2 separate regions of the Homo sapiens genome follow, and region 2 is linked to region 1. The links are chromatin loops, found by intact Hi-C in ENCODE. Cell type or tissue: heart right ventricle. All regions are shown on one strand. Links, peaks and the distances in the headings refer to the core of each region. The heading gives the core; the rest is flanking DNA. Region 1 overlaps LINC02456 (long intergenic non-protein coding RNA 2456). Region 2 has its middle 54 kb from the start of LINC00485.

The links. A loop is a pair of places that touch in the nucleus more often than their neighbours do. Peaks named below come from ENCODE experiments on the same cell type or tissue, not always from the same donor. Only the 100,000 strongest peaks of a DNase experiment are listed, where the experiment ranks them.
Region 2: it touches region 1 in a loop (5-fold over the local background); 6 of 110 quality-filtered maps call a loop at or near these places.

What each region holds. Positions count from the first base shown.
Region 1 is chr12:102,480,962-102,493,336 of GRCh38, reverse strand. It overlaps LINC02456 (long intergenic non-protein coding RNA 2456), which reads right to left. Exons shown (of 13, transcript XR_007063427.1): 11 at 9,449-12,375. It also overlaps a transcript of IGF1 not described here. Among named protein-coding and RNA genes, the nearest start is that of IGF1, 6.6 kb to the right of the region's middle. RefSeq lists enhancers at 8,893-8,952, 9,485-9,544. In heart right ventricle, for the core only: CTCF peaks have their summits at 8,463 and 8,663 (motif pointing right); a DNase peak (open chromatin) is centred at 8,716; H3K4me3 peaks cover 571 bases; H3K27ac peaks cover 2,263 bases.
Region 2 is chr12:102,766,581-102,774,580 of GRCh38, reverse strand. No RefSeq gene overlaps it. Among named protein-coding and RNA genes, the nearest start is that of LINC00485, 54 kb to the left of the region's middle. In heart right ventricle, for the core only: a CTCF peak has its summit at 4,827 (motif pointing right); a DNase peak (open chromatin) is centred at 4,830.

The DNA.
Region 1 (12,375 bases), core at 4,376-12,375:
AACCCAATGCAAGGAAGCTAAGAACCTTGATAAAAGGTTACAGGAATTGCTAACTACAATAACCACTTAAGAGACTAACATAAATGACCTGATGGAGCTGAAAAAAAGAGCTTGAGAACTTTGTGAAGCATACACAAGTATCAATAGTCAAATCGATCAAGTGGAAGAATGGATATCAGAGATTGAAGATCAACTTAATGAAATAAAGCAGGAAGACAAGATTAGAGAAAAAAGAATAAAAAGGAATGAACAAAGCCTCCAAGAAATATGGGACTGTGTGAAAAAGACCAAACCTACATTTGAATGGTGTATCTGAAAGTGACAGGGAGAATGGAAGCAAGTTGGAAAACACACTTGAGGATATTATCCAGGAGAACTTCCCCAACCTAGCAAGACAGGCAAACACTCAAATTCAGGAAATACAGAGAACACCACAAAGATACTTCTCGAGAAGAGCAACCCCAAGATACATAATTGTCAGATTCACCAAGGTTGAAATGCAGGAAAAAATGTTAAGGGCAGACAGAGAGAAAGGTTGGGTTACCCACAAAGGGGAGCCCATCAGACTAAGACCAGATCTCTTTGCAGAAAACCTACAAGCCAGAAGAAAGTGGGGGCCAATATTCAACATTCTGAAAAAAAAAGAATTTTCAACCCAGAATTTCATATCCAGCCAAACTAAGCTTCATAAGTGAAGGAGAAATAAAATCCTTTACAGACAAGCAAATGCTAAGGGATTTTGTCGCCAGCAGGCCTGCCTTATAAGAACTCCTGAAGGAAGCACTAAATGTGTAAAGGAAAAACTGGTACCTTAAAGATCATCAACACTATGAAGAAACTGCACCAGCTAATGGGCAAAATAAGCAGCTAACATCATAATGATAGGTTCAAATTCACACATAACAATATTAACCTTATATGTAAATGGGCTAAATGCCCCAATTAAAAGGCACAGACTGGCAAATTGGATAAAGAGTCAAGACCCACCAGTGTGCTGTATTCAGGAGACCAATCTCACATGCAAACACACACAGGCTCAAAATAAAGGGATGGAGGAAGATTTACCAAGCAAATGGAAAGCAAAAAAAAAGCAGAGGTTGCAATCCTAGTCTCTGATAAAACAGACTTTAAACCAACAAAGATCAAAAAAGACAAAGGGTATTACATAATGGTAAAGGGATCAATGCAACAAGAAGAACTAACTATCCTAAATACACCACACAATAATAGTAGGAGAGTTTAACTCCCCACTGTGAATATTAGACAAATCAGTGAGACAGAAAATTAGCAAGGATATTCAGGACTTGAACTCAGCTCTGGACCAAGTGGACCTAATAGACATCTACAGAACTCTCCACCCCAAATCAACAGAATATACATTCTTCTCAGCACCACATCACACTTATTCTAAAACTGACCACATAATTGGAAGTAAAACACTCCTCAGCAAATGCAAAAGAATAGAAATCATAACAAACAGTCTCTCGGACCACAGTGCAATCAAATTAGAACTCAGGATCAAGAAACTCACTCAAAACTTCACAACTACATAAAAACTGAACAACCTACTCCTTAATGAATACTGGGTAAATAACAAAATGAAGGCAGAAATAAATAAGTTCTTTGAAACCAATGAGAGCAAAGACACAATGTACCAGAATCTCTGGGACACAGCTAAAGCAAGGTTTCGAGGGAAATTTATAGCACTAAATGCCCACAGGAAAGAGGAGAAAAGATCAAAAATTGACACCCTAATATCAAAATTAAAAGAACTAGAGAAGCAAGAGCAAACAAATTCAAAAGCTAGCAGAAGACACGAAATAACTAAGATCAGAGCAGAACTGAAAGACATAGAGACACGAAAAACCCATCAAAAAAATCAATGAATCCAGGAGCTGGTTTTTTGAAAGATTAACAAAATAGATAGACTGTTAGCCAGACTAATAAGGAAGAAAAGAGAGAAGAATCAAATAGACACAATAAACAATAATAAAGGGGATATCACCACTGATCCTACAGAAATACAAACTACCATCAGATAATGCTATAAACATCTCTATGCAAACAAACTAGAAAATCTAGAAGAAATGGATAAATTGCTGGACACATACACCCTGCCAAGACTAAACCAGGAAGAAGTCGAATCCCTGAATAAACCAATAACAAGTACTGAAATTGAGGCAGTAATTAATAGCCTACCAACTAAAAAAATCTCAGGACCAGATGGATTCACAGCCAAATTCTTCCAGAGGTACAAAGAGGAGCTGGTACCATTCCTTCTGAAACTATACCAAACAAGAGAAAAAGAGGGACTCCTCCCTAACTCATTTTATGAAGCCAGCATCATTCTGATACCAAAACCTGGCACAGACACAACAAAAAAAGAAAATTTCAGGCCAATATCCCTGATGAACGTCAATGCAAAAATCCTCAATAAAATACTAGCAAACCGAATCCAGCAGCACATCAAAAAGCTTATCCATGATGACCAAGTCAGCTTCATCCCTGGGATGCAAGGCTGGTTCAGCATATGCAAACCAATAAACATAATCCATCACATAAACAGAACCGATGACAAAAACCACATGATTATCTCAAGAGATGCAGAAAAGTCCTTCAATAAAATTCAACAGCCCTTCATGCTAAAAACTCTCAATAAACTAGGTATCAGTGGAACATATCTCAAAATAGTAAGTGCTAATTATGACAAACCCACAGCCAATATCATACTGAATGGGCAAAAGCTGGAAGCATTCCCTCTGAAAACCAGCACAAGACAAATATGCCCTCTCTCAGCACTCCTATCCAACACATTATTGGACATTCTGGCCAGGGCAATCAAGCAAGAGAAAGAAACAAAGCATATTCAAATGGGAAGAGAGGAAGTCAAATTGTTTGTAGATGACATGATTGTGTATTAAGAAAACCCCATCATCTCAGCCCCAAATCTCCTTAAGCTGATAAGCAACTTCAGCAAAGTCTCAGGATACAAAGTCAATGTGCAAAATTCACAAGCATTCCTATACACCAATAACAGACAAACAGAGAGCCAAATCATGAGTGAACTCCCATTAGCAATTGCTACAAAGAGAATAAAATACCTAGAAATACAACTAACAAGGGATGTGAAGGACCTCTTCAAGGAGAACTACAAACCACTGCTCAAGGAAATCAGAGAGGACACAAACAAATGAAAAAATATTCTATGCTCATGGATAGGAAGAATCAATATTGTGAAAATGGTCATACTGCCCATAGTAATTTATAGATTCAATGCTATTCCCATCAAGGTACCATTGACTTTCTTCACAGAATTAGAAAAAAAAAAACTACTTTAAATTTCATATGGAACCAAAAAAATGCCCGTGTAGCCAAGACAATCCTAAGCAAAAGGAACAAAGTGGAGGCATCATGCTACCTGACTTTAAACTACACTACAAGGCTACAGTAACCAAAACAGCATGGTACTGGTACCAAAACCGATAAATAGTCCAATGGAACAGAACAGAGGCCTCAGAAATAGTGCCACACATCTACAACCATCTGATCTTTGACAAACCTGCAATGGAGGTTTTTGTCCTGACAAAAACAAGCAATGGAGAAAGGGTTCCCTATTTAATAAATGGTGCTGGGAAAACTGGCTAGCCATATGCAGGAAACTGAAACTGGACCCCTTCCTTATACCTTATACAAAAATTAACTCAAGATGAATTAACAACTTAAATGGAAGACTTAAAACCATAAAAATCTTAGAAGAAAACCTAGGCAATACTATTCAGGACATAGGCATAGGCAAACACTCCATAACTAAAACACCAAAAGCAATTGCAACAAAAGCCAAGATTGACAAATGGGATCTAATTAAACTAAAGAGTTTCTGCACAGCAAAAGAAACTATCATCAGAGTGAACAGGCAACCTACAGAATGGGAGAAGATTTTTGCAACGTATCCATCTGACAAAGGGCTAATATCCAGAATCTACAAAGAACTTAAACAAATTTACAAGAAAAAAACAAACAACCCCATCAAAAAGTGGGCAAAGGATATGAACAGACACTTTTCAAAAGAAGACATTTATGTGGCCAAAAAATATATGAAAAAAGCTCTTCATCACTGGTCATTAGAGAAATGCAAATCAAAACCACAATGAGATACCATCTCATGCCAGTTAGAATGGCGATCATTAAAAAGCCAGGAAACAACAGATGCTGAAGAGGATTTGGAGAAATAGAGGAAATGCTTTTACACTGTTGATGGGAGTGTAAATTAGTTCAACCATTGTGGAAGACAGTGTGGCAATTCTTCAAGGATCTAGAACCAGAAATACAATTTGACCCAGCAATCCCATTACTGGGTATATACCCAAAGGATTATAAATCATGCTACTATAAAGACACATGCACACGTATGTTTATTGTGGCAGTATTCACAATAGCAAAGACTTGGAACCAACCCAAATACCCATCAATGATAGACTGGATAAAGAAAATATGGCACATACATACCATAGAATACTATGCAGCCATAAAAAAGAATGAGTTCATGTTCTTTGCAGGGACATCATTCTCCGCAAACTAACACAGGAACAGAAAACCAAATGTCGCATGTTCTCACTTATATGTGGGAGTTGAACAATGAGAACACATGGGCACAGGGATGGGAACATCACACACCAGGGCCTTTCTGGCGTGGGAGGCTAGGGGAGGGATAGCATTAGGAGAAATACTTAATATAGATGACAGGTTGATGGGTGCAGCAAACCACCATGGCACATGTATACCTATGTAACAAACCTGCACCGTCCACACATGTATTCCAGAACTTAAAGTATAATTTAAAAAATACACATCCACATAAACACACATGTATATGCTACATTTTCAGTCAACACTAAGAACAGATGGTACAAAGAGCACCTATCAATCATGTTTCCAATCATTGTTTTGGGAGACTTTTCCTGACTGTAAAATACCTGCTTAAGGTAAAAAAAAAAAATGCAAAAAAGTATTAGAGGTGCTAAAAATCACTTGCCTCATGCTACACAAAGGTTCATAGTCCCACATAGGGTCAGGCACAGAGTCAGTCTCTAGAGGCATAAACATGTTGTAAAAGCTCTCTCTCATTGTTGCTAAAGGGCAGGAAATCATCCCAACTCAAATATCACCTTAGGCTTGAAACTTCTCTCCATTGGTCTAAACAGCTAACTTTCTTATGAGGGAATGAGTGTACTTCTTATTATCTAGAGAAACTAAGCACAGGTGCCTATTTTTGTATTTGTTTGCATGTGTTTGAGTGCTGTGTGCGTTCTAGAATAAGACAAAAAAAAACCCACTGTTTATTTTCTTGTTGCCAATGAGTGTCATCTTCATACAATATTAATGACACAGCCAAGTCAAGTGGTCACAACTTCTCTTTGGAAATGATCAAGAAACAGTAAGTGCAGGAGCCACAGGTGAAAGAAAAATGAGTAAGAAAACTTAGAATTGGAAAATATAATTTATTAACTTGGGTTTTCTTTTTTGCCACTTGGAAAATAGTATTATTACTACTCAGTTTTAGTGAGGGAGGACCAGTGAGCGCACCTTTTGAGAGGCACTGATACGATGGTTAATTTTATGTGTCCACTTAGCTAGGCCACAGTACCCAAATACTTTGTCAAGCATCATTGTACATGTCTCTGTGACTTTTTAAGGTGAGATTAACATGTAAGTCAGTAGACTTTGAGCAAAGGAGATTACCTCCATAATGCGAGTGGTCTCATCTAATCAGTTGAAGGCCTTAATAAAAAGAGACTGACCTCTTCCTCAGAAGAAGAAATTCTGCTAGCAGACTGCCTTTGCTCCCCTCCCTGGTTCTCCAGCCTGCTGGTCTACCCTGCAGACTTTGACTTTCCAAGCTGCCACAATCATGTGAGCCAATTCCCTAAAATAAACCTCTCTATATATACTTGTATACATCCTGTTGATTTTGGTTCTCTGGAGAACCATGACTAATACAACTGGGCTTAACATTTTATCTGGAGCTCCGAAAGAAGCTGAGGTCTTCACCAAGGTATTATGAAAGGAGCAAAGGGTGTCCTAAGAATATCTGAGTGTCTGCAAGGTGTTTAACTCGTGTTAAAGGGTTTGTGCTGGGCAGAGGACAAGGTACTTTTTTTTTTTTTTTTTTTTTTTGAGATGGAGTTTTTCTCTCGTTGCCCAGGCTGGAGCACAATGGCACGATCTTGGCTCACCACAACCTCTGCCTCCTGGGTTCAAGCGATTCTCCTGCCTCAGCCTCCCGAGTAGCTGGGATTACAGGCACCCGCCACCACACCCCGCTAATTCTTTTTGTATTTTTAGTAGAGATGGGGTTTCACCATGTTGGTCAGGCTGGTCTTGAACTCCCGACCTCAGGTGATCCGCCCGCTTCTGCCTCCCAAAGCACTGGGATTACAGGCTTGAGCCACAGCACCCAGACAGGACAAGATACTATTTTGAAGGGTATGTGCTTCCCAGGTAGAGCATTACAAAGGGCTCTTCTGGATGCAGCATCCCCGCTGCAATTGAGTGTCCTAACTTCTGTTTATAAAGGGGACCCCAACAGGAAGCACCCTGAGAAGTTTCCCCAGTTAGCCACCTTGAGGTAAAAGATTGAGTCTGGGGCTCCATGCCCTGCTTTCACGGAGCATAATAAAACTTCCTTAATCAGCCCACATGAAGTATGTGATGCTCTGATGAACCTGCATTCCTAGAGAGTTCACTGCTCCCCAGAAACAAGATCTTGCCTCAACTCTTACAGTGAAAAATCTTTATCAAGTGTAATCATTAAAATCTACCTCCCAAAGTATAAACACTGCAATTAAGCTTTACAAATGGAATATCTGGAAAGGTGAATAGATGATCAATAGGTACCTCAGTTCTTACCCAGGCCTGCCTCTTGTGGGCCTAGGCTCTGATGTAACCCACGTCTGCTATTACATATTTACCTTGAGGCACTGTGCCATTCCCAGAGTTAATCACAGACTTAGTTACACACAAATCTTTGTGTACAAGGGAACATGAGGAAATTAAGACTGTTTTCAAGTCATCCAACTGTGTGAAGGAGGCTACTGACGGGGAGTGGGAGGTAAAAGGGTTCCACAGGTAGGACTCTGAGCTCACAGCCACAGCCTCATCTCCCACATCCCCCCATCACTGTGAACTTTCTCATGCCTACGTAAGTTTGCTCATGCTGTTCCCTCTGCCTGGAATAGCCTTTATCATTGTTTTTCCATCTTGGTGGTGAATTCATGCTTCAAGGCCTAACTCAGATGCTTTTCTGTCTGCCAACCCCTCTTCAACATTTCCAGTCTCTATGAAAGACTGAAGTGAAAAATGAGTGAGCTTAATGGAGATCAAAATTATCTAGAAATGTAATTAATGCATTTATATGGTGGCATCTTTTTATGTAGAGGGTCTTTGTTCCCTGTCTTTATGTTGTGGCTATGTATTTGTTTTTCTAACACAATGACATGTTATTGTAGTGATTTCCAAACATCAGGGTTTCAAACACCACCTACAATTGTGTGTCATAACGGTCGGCCACCTGTCAAATTATTTACTTACTTTAAATATATATGTTTTTCTTGACTTGATGTTCTTAAGACTTATATACATACATTTTAAAACTAAACTTTAAAATATCTTTTTTAAATATAGCATCATTTGCCTTAAATAGAAGTTTTGCTTAAAAGCAAATTCCATAAAAACAAAATAGGAACTTCTGTCTGGAAAGATTTTGGACTTGAGATTCACTTTTTGGTTGTTAAAACGAGAGGTTTTTGCAACACAAAGGATAAATGTTTGAGGGGATGGATACCCAATTCTCCATGATGTGTTTATTTCACATTTCATGCCTGTATCAAAATATCTCACGTGTCCCATAAATATATATACCTACTACATACCCACAAAAATTAAAAATTAAATTAAAAAATAAAATAAAGAGAGACTAATGAGTGCTAGGGAAGCACTGAAGACAGACTAGCGCCAAACTGAGACTTTCTCCTTTGGAGATTCAGGATCAGAAAGGGAATTGTAAATGGAATCATCTCTATACTTAAGTGATTCTTTAACGCCACGTCTTTGACCAGGGGTGTTATAACCCACATTTTGAAAACTAACATGATAGAAATACTGCAGAACAGACAAGGAGACTGGGTTTGAATTCTATTTTGTGAGCACCTAAATTTGTCTTGCTTCTCGAGAAGTCATTTTTCTATCCTCCAACAGCCCCTCTTCCTGGTCTTATTTTTCTTATAAAATGAGGAGGTTGGTTATTTTACTCTTAAAGAGTTTGTGCAATTTTTATATTTTACCTTTATCATCATTTGTTTTCCAGACTTGCATTCATTCAACAAAATGTTTTGAGCTCATGCACCCGGAGTTAAGTGCTGGGAATATGGCCATGAGGAATCCATCCATGCCCTGATGAAGTTTATGATCTTTCTTTCCCCCTTATCAATCTTCCCCTTTTTAAACTACAGTGAGTTGAACATCTATCTTACTTATTTCAAAAGACTTAATAAAACTAAAGATAAGTGTAGCTTAAAATGTATTTAAATCCAGAGCTTTCAAAAAAAAAACCCACTCCTGCCAGAACGCATCCACGGTCAAGAGTGCAGTGGCAGTTTCTCAGAAGTCCACTAGAGGGCGCGCACATTTTTTTATTCCCCAAGAAAGCATTTATGTGGGTCCTGCCCCTGAAGTTTGGCGTTGGTGTCTCTTTTCCCCACATTTTATGCAACGTGGGGCAAGCGTGACGAGTCCTCAAGTTCTCTCACTCCACCAACCCATCCTTACCCCATGCCGTGACTTCTCCTCTGCCATAACGAAGAATTACTTTGCTCACACAACCACAACAGTTTCGTTTCTGTTTCCAGTATTTGCCCTTTTGACATTTTAGAAGAAATAAGATCCAAGTTTGATGTTGAAAAGAAAGCATTGATTTCTTTAGTGAGAGGATTTCTCCTCCCTATTTCTGTTTTCCCTAGTCGTGGGCGAAACACTTCTTTAAGGAGTTAGAGCAGCTCCTTTGAGCAAATCTTCCTGGGGAATCACAGGAATCTTTCTGAGCAGATGTTTTGGAGCTGACATTAGGCCCCTTGCTCGGCAGCATGTTGAGTTTTTGAGGCCCTGTCTTTCCTCTGAGTTTTATATTCTGAATTGACAAGTTCTTGACCTCCAACATTAGTTTGAGCAACCCATGACCAACCCTCCTCACAAACCATGATCCAAAAGAAACATCCAATAGTTTCCCCCAAGTTCTTTGCCTGGTGGTTGCCCTAGAACCTTAAGCCTCACCCTTTATTTGATTCCAAAATTCCCTTACCTCCAAATGTCCATTCTGAGCTTTCCTTGGGAGTAAGCAAAGACATTCATGAAATAAATTGTAAATATGCCCTATTGTACATGGATATGAAATTACCTTTTGGATGAACGCCTCTCCAGTTAACACAGGAAAGACTGGGAACATGGCTTGAGAAGAAAAAAAAAGTTGGGGGGAAGACAGGGAGGGCCTCCTTGCCCACCCCACCCCTGCTTTCTGTGTACCTTAGCCAGCTCACCCTTTAAGGAAATGAACAATTTTTTCTGTGTGTGTGCGAAAGGTGTCAGAAGTTTTCTGAGGCTGTAGCTTTATGCAAATATGCTACTCAAGAAGAAGGCTTTAGGGGAGAGTTATTTATATCCCACAGGCATTACACATGCAAAAGGTGAAACTGTGAATCTCTGAATTTCCAGGAGTGGATGTTCTTATGATAAGCACATCCTTGCGGTTAGCTATTTTGGTGGCCATATCTCACTGTCAGATTTTTGCAGGCAGGAGACTACATAATCATTCCATACTTTTATAATGACCCTAGATGTTTCTCTCCAATGGGACTTCATAACCTGAACTCCTCTTGGGCTTTAGATTTACTACTACCTTGGATTTGTAGTAATAGGTGCATTCATTTCTTTTACTCCTAAACAGGTACATCACTTAGCCATTAAAAAGTAATCTGGTGGCATGTTTATTGCTCTTTCATTTTCATATTGACTCCTGGAATTAGCCAAGAAAATGACCTTTTCTCTAGGAATTATTGCCCTGATCCATTGCTGGCTCACCCTGTCCAAAAATATAGACCATTCTCCAAATTGAAATATACATTAATCACCTCAGGAAATTGCTTCCCCCATTGGAAACTGATAGCTCTCATTGGAATGTTTCCAAAGCACAGCTGATGACAATTACGACTCACTGAAATTTCAGTTTTCTTTGATTGTGACATAAAAACTAGGACATAAATTAAAACCTAATTATCCTTTAAGGGTAATTGGGGTTACAAAACCGAGAGACTGTGAGTCAGTGTGTCAATATCGCTGGAGTACAGCATCTGTCCCCAAAACAGCCTTTCATATGAAATGCTTGTGGATAAGGTTATATCTGTGCACCGAGCATGCCAAGAGAGAACATCAAAATGGGTGATAGACTTGGAGACATATAGTTAGCTTCTAGGACATCTTGGAACAATTAAAGTATGCTAAAACTGCAGTGGGAAGGGGTTAAACAAAGTCCTGGCCTTCACCTGTAATGGTGTCCAATGTTGGAACAAGAACTTAGCACCAAGACTCCAGCCAGTATCTGACTCTCCAAACTTGGTTAAAGAGGTTTTTTCTCATCTGGAAGACAGGTGAGATCAGCTCTATTGTTTTATACAATCTACATCCTCAAAGTCTGTAAGAGAATAGACATTTTTCAGAAAGGGTGTGATCCACAAAAACTGCAGAAAAGAAAAAGATTTGTCACAAATCAAGTGTACAAAGAGAGCTTATTAAAGGAAGCCACGGATTATTATTAAATGCAGGGATTACTCACACATCTGCACATGTGGATAATCCCTGCATTAAGAATAATCCAGGGCCACCTACTAGGCCACCTCTTGATGATACCTCTTAGTGTGCTCTTTGGGTCAAATCCCACCCACTGAAATTTCCCAACATGGTACCCCAAAGCCTCTCATGACACAATCTGCCTCCCTCATTTTGGATTTTCCAAAAGATTTTACTCCCCTGTCTTCCCAGAGAATGTGTCACTCCCTCTCATTGTGCACTGTTCATGTTTTTAAAAGAGCACATGCCCATCATATGACTGTGAAGTTTTCCTCTTTGTCTCTGACATTCAGCTGAAAGCCCCTGAAGGGACTTGACCATATCTTATTCCTCTTTGTTTTCCTAGGGATGTTGTAGTTGGGCACATAGTAGAGCTCACAAAATGTTGCTGAACATAGTGCACCATTGACACAACATAATTCCAGATTTCTAACTTTGATTTCTGAAAGGTAAACATTGCTACAATGTATTAACCACACAGAAGACTCAAACAAACCCAACCCCCTTCCAAACAAAGCAGGTTTGTTTGTTTTTTGTTAGGGCACCCACTTCTACAAACAAATTTCTGGCCCCAGGATAACACAAAGAGCCAGAGTAGGATTTCAAGCAGAACTGTGTTTTCAGTTGATGTGTCAGTCCCCTGAGAGTCATGTGGAAAAAAAAAAAAAGAAAAAATTCAAGGTCCAGGTTATTTCCACCACTCCTGGGAAACCAGGCCTGGAGAGCTCTCTAGGGAAAGAGGTATGTCTGCTCTGGGCTTTTGCAACCTTATTTTATAATTCACTTTCTTATCTACTGCTTCACAAAACCAAAGGGAAATAGGTACAAACTGTATCGACAAAAGATCAGAACTGAATTCTCAATGGCAAAGGCAAGTGTACATTATAAATAGCAAAACAGCTGGCTTGGACCATGTTGCCGGCCAGTCACCCAGTTGAGGGATTTGAATGACATCATAACCCTCGAGAGGGTATTGCTAGCCAGCTGGTGTTATTTAGAATACACAAAAATCAGAGAAAGAAAACACACTCTGGCACACAGACTCCCTCTGTCATACACACACACACACACACACACACACACACACACACACACAGGTTTGAGTTATATGGAAAATTCAAACAACAGGAAAATTGTTTGCCCCCCAGGTACCCTTCTCCCAGAGTGGTGGGGTGGGGAGGGGACAGTGACAGGCAGCCTAGTAGAAGAATAAAGAAAAATGTTCTATTTCAGTTGGGTTTTACAGCTCGGCATAGTCTTTGCCTCATCGCAGGAGAAAAAGTATGAGACAGTGCCCTAAAGGGACCAATCCAATGCTGCCTGCCCCTCCATAGGTTCTAGGAAATGAGATCACACCTCTCACTTGGCAACTGGGACAAGGGGTCACCCGAGTGCTGTCTTCCAATCTACTTTACCCCAGTCACTTCAGGGTTAAAATTGTAGAGTTTGCTGGAGAGGGTCTTATCGTCCTTTCTTTCTTTT
Region 2 (8,000 bases), core at 1-8,000, 290 kb before region 1:
GGACAGCAACTCTTAAAGGGAGAGGAGCTGGATTGCTTATGTGTCCATAAATGTACATTGGAGAGTACTATGGTTAGAGATGATACTACTATGCTATCCATCAAGCAGAAGCAAGCTAGTGTTAGCTGCAGTGGCAGTTGCTTCAGGATCGGGGGATAAATCTAGACATTCATTTCTTCTTCTTATGGAATTATGCCACAGTTAGAGATCACAGATAAGCTCATTTTAAATTCTGATCTGGCTTAATATACCAGCTTTTAAAAGTATTGCCTCACTGTGCAAAACTTAAGTGTGCATGCACCCTGCTGCTGCTCTCTGCTCAGAGCTTCCACACTGAGACTCCTTGCAGGGTCAAAGAATGCCTCATCTTCTATAGGAGCTTGTCTTCTGTGCAGATTATGTGACTACAATTTTCTTTAAAAAAATCAAAGCCCTCAGAAAAGGACCTGATATTTTTTCCAGGATAGCTGTTACATATTAGCGTACAAAATGCAGACACTATACCCAGCAAACGTGAGAGCAGACATTTTTCCAAATGCGTTTTCCATTCTGAGCTGACCATCTTACAATAGAAATGGATTGGACTTTGATGTCAGACAGACCTGAGTTTGAATCTTATCTTCTCCACCTACCAACCAGGTTACTTAGCTTGGTGTTATGACCTTAAAAATCTTCAGGATCTCCAATATCTTCCTCCAATATCTTCAGGATAGTAATCTTTATTATTATGAACTTATTGCAGTTAAAATGCTCAGTATAGGTCAAGTGTTTGGTCCAATAAATGGATAAGTTGGAACTCAATAATCCTTATTATAACTTCCAGAGTAGAGTGATGTTTAAAGAATTCTTTAGTAATCTTACAAAAATCAAGTGTTCATATGGGTGGTACATCAGTATGTAAGAAGTAATTACCAGAGTATTATATAGGCCATGTTAAATGACAAAAGCCTCTAGAGGATTAATAATAAACATGGATTTGATTATAGTAACTAGTGCCTAAAGCAAGATGATTGATGGACCAATATTAATCTGGAAGCAAGTTTCTAGGACCACATGCCTGTCAGTGATTTACATGAAAATACAAAATGCATGTTTATCAAATATATATATATAATTAGAGGATTGGAGAGAAAATGAATAATTTAGGTAACAGAATCAGAATCAACAAGCATCTTCGCAGGTTATAAATTGATAGGCCAAGATGAAATGCAGTGAGGATTGATGAAAGCTCTTATACTTGTTTCCAAAAGAAGGAACAAGATGGGGAAGGATGATATGCTGGTGCAGGTAACAAAGACTTAAAGATGTTGAGGACCAGTGAACTCTTTAGAAATACATAGTCTGACTTCCAAGGCTAATGGAAACACAGATTAATAAAATCATAGCATATATAATGAGAGTACTGTATTTGAGACTGGCCCCCAAACCTAAATAGGCATACAGACAAATTGGAGGCAAATAACCAAGGTAGTAAATTAATTTCACTCTATATTATATAATTGAAAGTACTAAGAATGTTTGTCCAACTGGAAACTCGATGAAGATTGGCTGTTATTTTCAACTAGTATATACAGAGAAGGGATATGCATGGTGTTTCCCAAATGGGATGGCCATACTACCATTGATACATTAATGATAATATAATTAATAATACATTAATATAAATAATGTATAACACAAACAATATATATAATTAATAATACATTAATAATATTAATATGTGTTAGAAAACCATAAAGCTAACACATCAACCTATGATTTCACAGATTTTATTGCTTAGTTGTAGATTAAAATAGGTAAAGTTATAATGAGTTGAATAAAAATATTGAGTGTATAAGTGTGTAGTAGAGCAAGTACCATAGGAGTAGTCTGGAAACACTATTCCTGGGGATGGCAAATCACATTTCCTAGTGACTCCCAGGAAGAAAATTAGAAACAATGAGGAGAAGCCACTTGAAGCAGGTTTCAGCTCAACATGCAGTGAACTTTCCAATAAGCTCACTCTAAAGATAAAATGGGCTATCTTAAGCATGAAGAAATTCTCCAACTAGGAGTATCCAAGCATAGGCTAGAGGGCATTTGGGGAAGGGAGCATTAGAGAAGATTCATCATCAAGAAAACGGTTCAAATAGGTGACTGTTAGACCTTCTTTGGTCCTGTTACCTTGTAACTGAGTTCTGTATCAAGATTCAATCCGCTCAGCGACAACACATCTTTTGGTGTTAAGGAAATCTGTTGTTTGTTTCACTTTATTTGGAAAATGTTGGGAGGAAATCAAAACTGTTTTATCAGAGATGCCCTTGGTTTCTATTAGGCTGGGGTTGGTAATGATTGCCTTCAGGGCATTAATTTCAGTTAATGGCCATGACACGCATCTCCAGCTGTGACACATTAGGTGGAACTCATCACCTCATCCATCCCCATTTAGTTTAATCTGGAAAAGAAGACCATGTTCCTCAATAATAAAATAGGGTCTGGGGAAAAGAATGAAACTACCCCTTAAAGGAGAAGGAAAATGTGAGTGTGTTCTCAGGCCACTGATTCCGTTATTATTTGTGCTTATAATTTTGAAGCCCTGGGAAAGTTACTTAATATCCCTGAACTTCATTTATGCTCATCTGTAAAATGAGAATATTGATACTGAACACCATGGTTGCTAGGAGGACAATGATAAAAAAGTACACAATGTCATAATTACCATGTAACAAGAGTTGACTAATTCATAGGTATTCCCATTCACCCCCCTTCATTTCATCATGATTATTATTTATGTAGAAAATGAAATTTAGTAATAATGTTTCTAATTAATTCTTCCACTCATTCATTCATTAAGCAGACATTTCTGAAGGTGCCTATGAAACCAGGCACTGTGCCAGGTAAGCACAGTGAGATTCTCTATTTCAGAGACTGGAGGCTATGCTTGACAGCAGTAGTGTTGGTGGGTTGTTAAGTTATAATAATACTCTACATTTACCCAGCCTTTCATATCAGAAAATGCACACATATAAAGTAATCTCACTGAAATCTCCACAATTCTGAGATGTAGCAAACTCCAGGAGGGCAGGGACTTTGTCTGTCTTATTATTATATTCCCTTTCCTTAGCACAGAGTCTGGCACATAATGGAAACCTTATATTATTTCAATGAATGAAGAAAAATTGACGAATCAATGAAATCTGAAAAGATAGTTACTGGTAGCATCATTTTACAGGGAGAGGAATAAAGTGTCATTGGCATTGATATTTATCAGCAATCACAGCAATCACTGAGTATTGCAGTAATTTCACAAACTAAACCATTTGTGGTGGAGATAGCATCTTACCCTTCAATTTTATTGTACAGGAACAGTAGAATAAGAAAAAAAGTAATACAACATAAATGTAATACATAATAGCAAGAATGATAATAACAACACAAATAAAAGCTAACATCCATAGAGTGCTTAACCTGAGGCAGGCTGTGTTCTGATAACTTGATGTGATCATGGTGAGAATGCTGTTGGATATGTTCTACAAGGCAATGTGCCCGCAACTTACTGTATCTTCATCTGCTGAAGCCTTCCTTAGAACTGAGCCTTCGTTGTCTTCTCTTCATTCCTCTTCCAGTGGTAGAAATTGTGAGCTCCTCTGGGGGGTAGGATCTTTGTCTATTTCAGATCTGTATTTCCCAGCACTGTATCATGCATATGGTAAGTGTTCAATGTGCTTTTAATGAATACACGAAAGGGTGATCTAACTGAAGGAAAGGAAATGCTCAGTGGGCCCCCGAGTCATGAGAAGATTTGAAGAAGAGGACCCTTGAACTAAGCCTCAGATATAATTGAACTTTGAAAGAAGCGGGGTCCAGGGGACTGAGGATGATGCATTAGGAGAGCAGTACGAAGGCTCTCTGTCCTGCCTGAAGATCGGGATGGGGTTGAAGTGGGGAAGAACTGGGTTGCCTCTCAGCCTCTTGAGGGATCTTCCAGTCCTTGGCACTGTTGATTAGATATTTGGTTTCAGTCACCGCTCCATTCTTTTTCCATTTTGTGCCTTGATCAGCTCTATTGGTTTACTTTAGAGTTTGATCTTTGCAAGCAGAGTGGAGCCATCGAAGCCTATGGGACAGGACTTGTTTCATCAAATGGGAAGCCGGAGGTAAGAACTTCATTTGTACTTTTTCTAGTAGCATTGCCCAAAGTACGTTCCATGAGAAGTTGTGTTAGGGGATGACATGGGGCTTGTAGAGGTAAAAAAAAAAAAAAAAAAAAAAAGTTCAGGGGTCAAATGTTTGTGGGAAGTGGATTTTTCATCACTGCATAACTTCCCAACAGCTTTCCTAAACACTGAAGCTGTAACAGGGGCTTGCAGAAGACTGTAATGATGTGTAGAGGATTCCAAACTTAGTTAACCGTGGGGCACTTTAAGAGTGGGGTGGGGGAAGGGGGGAGGGAAAGCATTAGGAGATATACCTAATGTAAATGACGAGTTAATGGGTGCAGCACACCAACATGGCACATGTATACATATGTAACAAACCTGCACGTTGTGCACATGTACCCTAGAACTTAAAGTATAAAAAAAAAAAAAAAAAAAAAAAAGAGCGCGTGCGGACGGAATCTCGTGGGATTAGTATTTCACAGAACATTATATTCTTTCTTTTGGAAGCGCTCCCTTAGATCTTTCTATTAAAGAAGTACTTTACCTTAGAGCACTTGGATATATATTAATTCATGGGCTTCCTGCAGATACAAGGATGTTTCTCTCCCTCTACCTTCTCCAGTCTTCACCATCTGCCTTTGTCATGAACAGGCTTCAATTCCCACGTCCGCCCTTTGTGCACACTAGAGGGTGGTGTTGAGCCTGTTTAGAATTTCCCGCACTTGGGACTGAGAAAAAGTATGATGAAGTTGCTCTTCCTTTTTACATAAATCAGGGAGGAATAAGTACCCCGCAGCTGTTGCTCTTACTGTGAAAACCATTGCGGGGGCAGGAGTTTGTTCAAAATTCCTAAATAACAGAAGGTCTTGAAAACCACAGACCAATGCTCCTAAGAAGTTTCTCTGTCTGTCCTTCCATGCCTGGGAGAATCAAGTCCTCATCTGGGCTCTCTAGGGGTTCGTGAGTGCACAACACTGAAAAAATAAAATACAACAAAAGTGTGTCCCTGTTTCATTGTATCTGGAATACTACTATGGTTGGAATGGAGCTGAAATATTTGACAAACTTATGTCACAGAGACACTTCTGAATAAACTCAGTCTTTCTTTAGCTATACCCAATTCTAACCTTCCTGCCTTCTACTCAGTCTTCAAGACACAGTTCAAATTTCTACTCACCTAAAAATTCAAAAGCTAAGAGAATCACCATCTCTGAACTCTTATGCTCAGCCTCGGATTACTAAAGTCTTAGAATAATCTTTAAAAGTTTTCATTTATGTTCCTTTTTTCTATCAACTCTATTGTAAGGGCTTCCAGAATAAGGGCTACATGTTACACTTGCCCATGTTGCCCAGCAAAGGATTAGAAACTTGGCAGAAGGAAACAGGTATCTACCGATTTCCTACCATGCAGCAGGCACTGTGTTGGGTACTTTCACGCCTCTGCTCAATTAAGCCTGAATTTGGCTGGCTGTAAAGCCTGTCGTCTTTTCACAAGATTGTAACCATTCAACGAGTACATTTAAAATGGCAGAATATGTTGGACAACCTCATGTCCTGGTTTGCCAAGGTCAGTCTTGGTTTATATCTGTTGTCCTGGCATAATTATTAATAGTATCTCGTGTCACTCTCAAAAGTGTTGCAGCTTGGTCTATAAGTTATATGACAACCAATCTCTGGAGCCAGACAGTTTGGGTTGGGACCTTGTTTCTACCATTCACTAAACTCTGTGATATTAAGCCAGTTACTTAACTTCTCCAGGCTTTGGTTTCCTCATGTAGACCAGGCTTTGGTTTCCTCATGTAGAGATTGAGGATGATACCTTCCTTAGTAAGGTCTGATGACGATTACACAGTAAAGTGTTTGGACAAATGGCTGGCACACTGTAAGCACTCAAACATGGCAGCTATTGTTAAAATGAGTTCTTGATCATGTGAGCAACACCAGGAAGGCACAAAGTATTGCAGTACGAAGTGACTCAGGAATGAGAGAGAAGCTAAAACCTGAGTGATGGTTTTCTTTTTTTTTTTCTTTTTTCCTTTTCCTTTTTTTTTTTTTTTTTTTTTTGAGATGGAGTTTCACTCATGTTGCCCAGGCTGGAGTGCAGTGGCGCGATCTTGGCTCACTCCACATCCTGGGTTCAAGTGATTCTCCTGCCTCAGGCTCCTGAGTAGCTGGGATTACAGGCATCTGCCACCACACCTGGCTAATTTTTGTACTTTTAGTAGAGACGGGGTTTCGCCATGTTTGGCCAGGCTGGTCTCAAACTCCTGACCTCAGGTGATCCACACCGGTCTCGGCCTCCCAAAGTGCTGAGGTTACAGGCATGAGCCACCGCACCCAGCCCTGAGTGCTGGTTTTAAGGAGAAAGCAAACATCATAGGTAACAAGTAGTGAGTAATGGGTCTACAGCCATGGTTCTCAACGTGCCAACACTGGACCAGCAGCTTCAGCAGCTGGGAGTCTGTAAGAAGCGCAGATTCTCAAGTCCTAACTCAGACATTGTGAATCGCAAACTTTGCGGGTAGGACCCAACAAGCTGTGTTTTAACTAAGCCCTCCAAGTGACTGTGATGCACACTAAGCTTTGAGAACCTTAGTGATTCTTAGAACAAGGGGAGCTGTGGGGTTTTCCTGGAAAGCAGAGGGATCAGCTGGGAAGCTCCAACCAGCAACAGAACAACCTGTTTAACCAGGGGGCTTCAGGATCGCCGTATGCCAGCACTCTCGTGTGGAAAGCAACCTTAGGGAGCCTTAGTCTGGAGATTGCAAATGTGGACTCAACAGCTAAAATATGCCCCACATGTGTAATTTTATTTGGCCCGTTAAAAAGAAATTAGCCAGAGAATAAAAAAAAAAAAATTGGGAAATGTTACATAGAAATTCTGATTTCTAGCTTCCCTAAAAATTTCAGAAGATTTGGCATCTCTGGGCCCCATTCCCATCTGGCCACAATTGACTGCACTGGAGGAGCAGCTGCCTGCTTGAAGCTTGCAGCTTCCAGTTCCCCTAATTCCCATCAGGCCAGCGTCATTCCTGTCTAGATGTCACCTGTCCTGTCCTTGTTCCTACTTGTGACTTCAATGCTGCCCCCTGCTTTAAGATGAGAAAGGCCTGGAGAGTTTAAGTGATTTGTGTAAGGTGTGTGGCCCAGGCTTTTGACATTACCCTGTGTGTTGCGGGAGGGGAGTCTCTGATCTTCTGAGCCAGGTCTTGAAGGAGAAAGAATCTGGGAAGCCAGAAGGCTGGTCTTGCTGAGGTTCTTAAACTTTACTATATTTCGCAATCCTGGGTCAAGGATTAAAACTGCATATTTTCAAAATTGCCCCCACCTCCAGTCCCCAGTCTGGTTTAGGGGTTGGAGAACCGAGCCCAGGAATCTGCATGTTAAAAAAAATCCCTTTTTTCCCTTTCTCTACCCCAACTCCATGACTCTGAAGCAGATGGTCCAGAAAACACACTTTGGGAAACACTGGGCTATTTGGAATACATTCCAGGGGGAATCTGTACTCAGATGAGTGGAGAGTGGGCCAAGCAGAGCATGAAACCCTGTCTCAGGCTATGCCCAGAGAAGGGAGCCAAAGGCACTGGGGGAAGATGGGCAAAAGACTTAAGTGTGGTAGGACCAGATTAAGTTGGGGTATAACAGCCTGAGAAAGTTCTAACACATAAATGTAAATGTCCCTGAGCCAGACCATGTAGTCTTTGATAGGAAGGACAGGAGTGATGGTGGCAGAAAAACAATTAGGGAAGAGATTTCATGGCAAGGCAGGAGGCAAAGAGTTATTAGGACTGAAGGTGAGACCAGAAATTCTAGTTTTGTGCCTCTTGGAAAGAAGACAGAGATTACATAAGTACCCATCAG